Regions from separate parts of the Homo sapiens genome. Here region 2 is linked to region 1. Evidence: read pairs that join two places in POLR2A ChIA-PET (ENCODE). Cell type or tissue: HepG2. All regions are shown on one strand. Each heading gives the region's core, and the rest is flanking DNA. Links, peaks and the distances in the headings are about the cores only.

The links. Peaks named below come from ENCODE experiments on the same cell type or tissue, not always from the same donor. Only the 100,000 strongest peaks of a DNase experiment are listed, where the experiment ranks them.
Region 2: POLR2A ChIA-PET joins it to region 1 with 7 read pairs; 2 of 35 experiments call an interaction of 5 or more read pairs at or near these places.

The regions. Positions count from the first base shown.
Region 1 is chrX:108,295,833-108,300,233 of GRCh38, reverse strand. All of the region lies in intron 3 of COL4A6 (collagen type IV alpha 6 chain), which reads left to right. Among named protein-coding and RNA genes, the nearest start is that of COL4A6, 140 kb to the left of the region's middle. In HepG2, for the core only: no CTCF peak of the experiment used is centred there; DNase peaks (open chromatin) are centred at 793 and 2,003; H3K4me3 peaks cover 1,770 bases.
Region 2 is chrX:108,506,729-108,511,129 of GRCh38, reverse strand. The region is part of intron 1 of COL4A5 (collagen type IV alpha 5 chain); the gene reads right to left. Among named protein-coding and RNA genes, the nearest start is that of COL4A5, 69 kb to the right of the region's middle. In HepG2, for the core only: no CTCF peak of the experiment used is centred there; no DNase peak of the experiment used is centred there.

The DNA.
Region 1 (4,401 bases), core at 319-4,318:
CTAACTCTTTGGAAACCAGTGTCCCCATTGGTTAGTCCCTACTAATTCCACTTAAGGAGAATTCATCATAAAATCAAGTGGAATTGGCATCACTGAGATGATCCTGTCTTGATTCCAGAGGTAGGACTATTAGATGCTTTTCTCTGTGGGATGTTAAAAGCTCCTGTAATTACTATGATGCCCAGGGAGAAAGACCAACTCAAAGGGTCCTGAAAGAGCATCTGTTTCCTACCTGACAAATTTTATTGTGGGGGTTATAAGTATAAGGCAGAGTTTGGGGAATCATGAAAGAAGGAAGTCATTGTCTCATATAAAACAGATTTTAAAGCTTGGTCAGCAGAAAAGTCTGCAGAGTACCTTAGAATTGTGCCCTTATCCTGAATTACTGGCTGTGACCATGGCAGGCTCCTACGGTGGACTTAGCTAAGCCCTAGGCTTTGCTATGACAGCCTTTACACCTTTTATCCTCAGCCTTATAAGCTCAGTTTTACTTTTTAATTTTTGAAGACCAAAAGAAAAAATGCTCATTTCTTTAGCCCCAAGAAAGATTAATGTATGTTTGGTTATCAAAGAAATTGTGGTCTCTGTCCTTGTACATGTCTTTGCTAGTTCAAGTAATTGTAGTGACTTTGCATTCCATTACTTCAGTTAGGTTCTCTCTCAGAGCTGACACGAGTCAGTGATTGCTACCCCCTTCACAAGTTGTTGGGGGAATGCCAATACAGCTATGAGCAAGGGAGGGAGCTGTGGAGGAACATGCTGTGGGGCCCAGAGAGGAATAAGGGGTAACCAGGGTTCAGGAGCCAGGTTTCCCCAGAGAGAGACAAAAAGAAAGCAAACAAAAGGAAGAGACAGGTCTAAACAGGCTCCCCAGACAGGGCCCCTTTGCTTTAAGAACAGAGCCTTAAACTTCACAAAGCTCAGGGAGGAAAGGAAGCCAGGGGTTAAACGTGGCCTTTGAAATTCAGTTGAAGAATTATTAACTGAAAATATACAGAGAGAAAAGCCACACATATACACAGCAACATTTGCTATTCTTAAAACCCATTCAGACACTCTATGAATTCAGAAATGTGCTTAAACCTGCATATCCACATAGATACTAATATTGACCCCTCAGGAACCACAAAGGTACCACAAAGACACAGATAATAAACATAAGAAGAGGCTCAACAGCAGGAGGACACAGAGTCCCAAGATGCCTAACGTGGGTTGCTTTTGGAGGCATGTGGCAGACAGTTTAGTGATCTGATGCGATCCATTATCAGAACTGGGGTCCCATTGCTCCTGTAATTGGTACCAGAGTAAGAAATTTAAACTTCTCCCTGAATTTTACTTTTTAAATCAAGTCCAAACTGAGCCAGAGCTCTGAGAGCAGAATAGAAGCCCGTCTCTCCCTCTTCCTCCTCCTTCATAAAAGGAGCAAGGAGACTTGAAGGCCTCCAAGGTCCCTTGGAGGCACCAGAGCCTGCAATGTGGCAAGTCCGCCTGCCCCCTCCCTGCATTTACAGTCCAATGACCCAACGCCCCCAGACCCCAGACAGTTTAACCAGCCCCCGCAGGGCCTCCTTGAGAGTTTCCCAGATTCCTGAGGGGAACCTGATCCCGCCCTGGGATCAGCATGGGCTCTTCACAGCATCCCCGAAAGATCCTTGCTCCTCGGGGATCCCCGAGAACAGCACCCGTTCCCACACACAGCCATCCCTGCAGCGCCATCACCCACCCGTGGCTGGGAGGTGACCTCCCAGGGTCAGTGGTGAGGCCGCCCAGGGAGAGGGCCCGGAGGCCAGGCGGGAAACAGAGCAGAAGCGACAGAAATTCCCCCTGCCAGCCCAGGCTGCCAAGGTAGCCCTGGACAATGCCCTGTCTGACCCGCCGCCCCACCAAGCCAGGCCACGGCCAGAGCCAGAGTGGCCTTCGGCCCTGAGCGACAGGAGAAGGCAGTTCTGAAGCAAACACGGCACAAAGACAAACGCAGCCTGGGAACTTTGCACCAGCTTCTACACTGGAAGGCCTAAAACGTCCCTTGTTCCAAACACCCCCCTCATTCCCCCCAACAAAAGTATTTACCTCATGAAGAAAGGGAGAGCGCTAGACTCACAGAACAGTTGGCAGAGCCAGAAGGGCAATCATCTAGTCTGACCCTTTCATCTTACATATGGGGAAACAGGCCCACAGTAAAGAAGAGACTTAAACTCTGAAGAGTGTTTTTGAAAAGTCTTTCCTTGATTATGAAGGCAAGATGTGTGTGTGTGTGTGTGTGGTGTGTGTACTCACACACACACGTGAGAGAGAGAAAAAGAGGTGTGGGGACGAGATGGGATAGAAAGGAGAAGACAGGAGAGGGGAGGGAAGGGAAGAGAAGCAGAGGGGAGGGGAGGGACTGCATGCAAGCCTGAGCCAAGGAACTTGTGAGCAGGAACACTAATTGCAGTGCAAACAAAAATATCTTTGAGTGTAAGTTGCCCCTCACTCTAGAGACCAGATTTTCTTCCCACTTCCCAGGGGCCCACAGGGACCCAGAACAGGGTAGAGAAATTTGCCATTTGGGGAATACAAGTAAGGGCAGTGGTTGAGAGCATGGATTTTGGAGTCAGATAGCTAATCTTTTAAGCCCTGGTTCTATCATTTACTAGATGTGTAAATGATACACATTTACCCATTGATTCTCAACCATATTGCCCCCCAGGGAACATTTGGCCATGTCTGGGAACATTTTTGGTTGCCACAACTGGTGGGGTCATACTGGCATCTAGTGGGTAGAGGACAGGGATGCTACTAAACATCCTATAATGCACAGGACAGCCCCTCACAACATAGAATTATCCAGCCCAACATGTCAGTAGTGCCAAGGTTAAGAAACTCTGCATTAGGTGAATGGTTTAGCTATTTTCTGAACTTCAATTTATTTATCTGTGACTTGAGAATAATATTACCTATCTTTCAGGGTTGTTAAGATAATTAAATAGGCTAATACCTTTAAAGCAATTAACATAGTGCCTGGCACAAAGTAAGCACTCCATTAATTATTAGATTTGAGTATTATCAAACCCTCCCTTAACTCCACCATCTCCTATAGTTACCATCCTATTTCCCTGTTCCCCTTATAGCATAATTTCTTGAAATATTTGTTTATACTCAAAATTTCCACTTTCCCAATTCTCTCTTGAACCTATTCTAATCAGGCTTTCGTTGCTACCACTCCTTTCTTATAAAGGTCACAAGTGACAAACACATTGTTAATTACAATGGTAATCTCTCAGTCCTCATCTTACTTGACCTACCATCAGCATTTAAAATGCCTTTTCACTCTCTCTTTTTTGAAAAACTTTCTTTGCTTGACTTCCAGGATACTATTCCTTTGATTATTTTCCTACCTTGGTGGACAAAGCTTCACATTTCCTTTGTTCCAAGAGTAGAGGGCTTGGTCTGATTTGTTTTGTTGAATGAATGAATCAACAAATAATATTTACTATGAAGATTAAAAGAGATAATTGTTTAAAGTGCTTAGCACACATTAAGTACTCAATAGTCATCACCACCATCACTACGACTGTTAGCATTGATGTTATTGCTATTACAATTATTCTCCCCTACTGATTATGAGCCCCTTGAAAATCAGACTAATGGTACTTTGTCTTGGTTCTCCTTTGTATAGAGCTTTGTTCAATAGAACAATATATAGCCAATATCCAGAAAACAGTTTCCAATGGGCAGGATTAGCTGAAGATGGCGTGAGAGGAGAAATATTTTATAAAGAGTTTTACTGAGGTTAGAGGTGGGTGGCTAGAGGCTCAGAGGAACAGACATGCAGTAGGAGGTCATACCCTACCCATTTTCACTCTCTGATTCAGAAATGATAGGACCACGAAAGGGAAGGAGTAGCAATTCTCACCCATTAATCATCCCAATACCTCCTTGCCTAGGTATGGAGGAGAAGTGGGCCTGTGGCCAAATATTAGCATGAACAGAGCTTATCTGTTGGGTTTGACAGAGTGAACAACATAAATTCACTTTTCTCACAGTACTGGATTAACTTAATTTTCAGTCATCTTGAACTTTGAGTAACTTTATACACTTTCCTGCTCCTACCACCATCTTTACAAATTTGCAAGTGGCATTTATATTACCCAGAGAATATGGTCCCTTAGGGATAGTCATTAGAGAAAGCACACAACCCAAATCTATTAGAAAACTTTTGAACACTCAAAGCATCCATTAGGTGTTGCTGATCGTTCTGATAACATAATTTGGCAGCATTTTCAGTTAAAATGAGGTAATAACCAAATAGGATCTTTGAACCAAGTTTCTTTTTTCCACTAAAAACAGAATGTCTAGATTTTTATATAATATTCAAGCCATTAACTACCACCAACTGTGGCATTAAATGGTGGCTAGTCT
Region 2 (4,401 bases), core at 266-4,265, 210 kb before region 1:
TTTATAAATGTAGTGACACAATATTAAAAATTGGTGAATCTGGGTGAAAAGTATACAAGGGTTCATTGTACTATTCTTTAAACTTCTTTGTAGTTTTGAACAATAATATATAGTTTCAAATAGCTAGAAGGAAGATATTGTATATTCACCACATGAAGAAATAATAAAGGTATGAGATGATAGATATGCTAGTTACCAAATCTGATCACTACACATAATATGTTTTGAAACATCACTATGCACCCCATGAATATGTGCAATTATTGTCAATTAAAAAATAAAATTTAAAAAATAAACAAAAAGTTGTATGAAAAGTACATAGACAGTAAAAATAGAGGAACTAAAGCAAAACCAAAAACACATGAATGTTTCATAAAACTTTGGGAGACAAGGTATCACAAAGGCAAAATATGAGAATGAGGAAAACTACCAATAGCCACCAAACCTTCAATAGAATGGTATCTATTATTCCTTCCTCCCCTTTTCTCTCTGTTCTAATTCCTTTCCTGCTTTTATTTAATATTCATCCGACTATGGTGGTAGTATTCGTATTGTTATTCTGAGGCTGCTGTATTTCTATTGTGAAATAAGATAAATGAATACTTTCAGGGTATTCTAATTCTGTCATCCCTTCTGGCCTTAAAAAGCACAATTCTTGGTGGGAAAGACAAAGGATGGAACAGGAAAAAAAAAGTTAACCAGAAGTCTATATATATGGCACTGCATTTGAATTGCAAGTATCAGTATAAACTCATAAGGTTTTATGTGTGTTAATTTTTTAAGATTACAAAGTACTTTTTAAATTATTATTATTTTAACTTTTATTTTAGGTGCTGGGGTAAATGTGCAGGCTTGTTATATTGGTAAAGTCTTGTCACGGGGGTTTGTTGTACAGATTATTTCATCACCCAGGTAGTAAGCCTAGTATCCAATATTTATTTTATCTGCTCTTCTCCCTCCTCCCAGCCTCCACCCTCACATAGGCCACAGTGTCTATTATTTCCTTCTGTGTTCATGAGTTCTCATCATTTAGCTCCCACTTACAAGTAAGAACATGCAGCATTTGGTATTCTGTTCTGGCATTAGTTTGCTAAGGATAATAACCTCCAGCTCCATCTCTGTTCCCACAAAATACATGAGATCATTCTTTTTTATGCCTGCATAGTATTCCATGGTGTAAATGTACCACATTTTCTTTATGTAATCTGTCACTGATGGGCATTTAGGTTGATTCCATGTCTTTGCTATTGTGACTAGTGTGACAATGAACATTTGTGTGCATGTTTCTTTATGGCAGAATGCTTTATATTCCTCTGGGTATATACCCAGTAATGGGATTGCTGGGTGCAATGGTAGTTCTGTTTTTAGCTCTTTGAGGAATTGCCATACTGCTTTCCACAATGGTTGAACTACTTTACAGACCCACCAACAGTGTATAAGTGCTCCTTTGCCTCCACATCTTCAACAGCATCTGTTATTTTTGACTTTTAAAAAACAGCCATTCTGACTGGTGTAAGATGGTATCTCACTGTGGTTTTTATTTGCATTTCTCTAATGATCAGTGACATTGAGCATTTTTTCATGTGTGTTGGCCGCATGTTTTGTCTTCTTTGAAAAGTGTCTGTTTATGTCCTTTGGCCACTTATTAATGAGGTTGTTGGTTTTTCTCTTGTAAATTTGTTTTTTAAATTTGTTTTAACTTTTTAGTTCAGGGGTACAAGTTCAGGTTACTTACATAGGTGAACTGTGCCATGGGGGTTTGTTGTACAAATTATTTAATTACGCAGATATTAAGCCTAGTACCCATTAGTTATTTTTCCTGATCCTCTCCCTCTTCCCACCCTCCACTCTCTGAAAGACCCCATTGTGTGTTGTTCCACTCTATGTGTCCATGTGTTCTCATCATTTAGCTCCCACTTATAACTGAGAACATAGATGCTGGATATTAGACCATTGTCAGATGCATAGTCTGCAAGCTATTTTCTCCCATTCTGTAGGTTGTCTTTTTAGTCTGTTGATAGTTTCTTTTGCTCTTTGCTGTGCAGAATCTCTTATGTTTAATTAGATCGCATTGCCAATTTTTGCTTTTGTTGCAATTGCTTTTGGTGTCTTTGTCATGAAATCTTTGCCCATGCCCATGTCCAGATTGGTATTGCCTAGATCGTCTTCTAGGGTTTTTACAGTTTTGAGTTTTACATTTAATTGTTTAATACATTTTGAGTTGATTTTTGTATGTGATGTAAGGAAGGGGTCCAATTTCAATCTTCTGCTTATGGCTAGCTGGTTATCCCAGCACCATTTATTGAATATAAAGTCTTTTCCCCATTGCTTGCTTTTGTCATATTTGTCTAAAATCAGATGGTTGCAGAGTGAAGCCTTATTTATGGGCTATTATGTTCCATTGGTCTATGTGCCTGTTTTTTATACCAGTACCATGCTGTTTTGGTTACTGTAGCCCTGTAGTGTAGTTTGAAGTTGGGTGATGTGATGCCTCCAGCTTTGTTCTTTTTGCTTAGGATTACCTTGGCTATGCAGGCTCTTTCTTGTCTTTTTTTTTTTTTTTTTTTTTTTTGGTCCTACATGAATTTAAAACTAGTTTTTTCTAGTTCTGCGAAGAATGTCACTGGTAGTCTGATAGGAATAGCACTGAATCTGTAAATTGCATTGGGCAGTGTGGCCGTTTTAATGATATTGATTTTTCCTATCCATGAGCATGGAATGTTTTTCCATTTGTTTGTGTCTTCTCTGACTGCTTTGAGAAGTGTTTTGTAATTATCATTGTAGAGATATTTCTCCTCCCTGGTTAGCTGTATTAGCAGGTATTTCATCCTTTTTGTGGCAATTGTGAATGAGACTGCCTTCCTGATTCGGCTCTTGGTGTGGCTGTTGTTGGTGTATGGGAATGGTAGTGATTTTCTGCATTGATTTTGTATCTGGAAACTTTGCCAAAGTTGTTTATCAGCTGAAGGAGCTTCTGGGCCAAGACTCTGGGGTTTTCTAGATATAGAATCATATCGTCTACAAACAGGAATAGTTTGACTTCCTCTCTTCCTGTTTGGATGCCCTTTATTTCTTTCTCTTGCCTGACTGCTCTGGCCAGGACTTCCAGTACTATGTTGAATAGAAGTGGCGAGAGAGAGCATCCTTGCCTTGTGCTGGTTTTCAAGGAGAATGCTTCCAGATTTTGCCCATTCAGTATGAGGTTGGCTGTGGGTTTGTCACAGAGAGCTCTTATTATTTTGAGGCATGTTCCTTCAATACCTAGTTTATTGAAAGTTTTCAACATGAAGGAATGTTGAGTTTTTGGTTATTTGTTTATTTTGAGATGGAGTCTCGCTCTGTCGCCCAGGCTGGAATGCAGTGGTGTGATCTAGGCTCACTGCAAGCTCTACCTCCCAGGTTCACGCCATTCTCCTGCCTCAGCCTCCCCAGCAGCTGGGACTACAGGTGCATGCTGCCATGCCCAGCTAATGTTTTGTATTTTCAGTAGAGACAGGGTTTCACCATGTTAGCCAGGATGGTCTTGATCTCCTGACCTTGTGATCCACCCACCTCTGCCTCCCAAAGTGCTGAGACTACAGGCGTGAGCCACCATGCCCGGCCGGAATGTTGAGTTTTATAAAAAGCCTTTTCTGCATTATCTATTGAGATCATCATGTGGACTTGTCTTTAGTTGTGTTTACATGATGAATCACATTTCTTGATTTGTGTATGTTGAACCAACCTTGCATCCCAGGGATGAAGCCTACTTGATTGCAGTGGATTAGCTTTTTGTTGTGCTGCTAGATTTTGTGTGCAACTATATTGTTGAGGATTTTTGCACTGATGTTCAGGGACATTGGCCTGAAGTTTTCTTTTTTTTTTTTTCTTTTTTTTTTTTTTGTTGTTGTTGTTGTGTTTCTGCCAGGTTTTGGTATCAGGATAATGCTGGCCTCATAGAATGAGTTGGGAAGGAGTCCCTCCTCCTCAAATTTTTGGAATAGTTTCAGTAGGAACAGTGTCATCCCTTCTTTGTACATCTGGTAGAATTCGGCTGTGAATCCACCTGGTCCTGGGCTTTTTTTTGTTGGTAGGCTATTTATTACTGATTCAACTTTGGAGCTTGTTATTGGTTTGTTCAGGGAATCCATTTCTTCCTGGTTCAGTCTTGGGAGGGTGTATGTGAATTTATTTTTATATTTCTTAGCTCTCTCCACTGAAAAGATGTATAAACAATGACCACCAGGTGTGGTGGCTTGCACCTGTAATCCCAGCTACTCAGGAGGCTGAGGCAGGAGGATTGCTTGAGCCCAGGAGATCAAGGCTGCAGTCAGCCATGACTGCCCCAGTGCAGTGTAGCCTAGGCACAGAGTCAGACCTATCTCTTAGGAGTCCCCAACCCCCGGGCCATGGACAGGTACC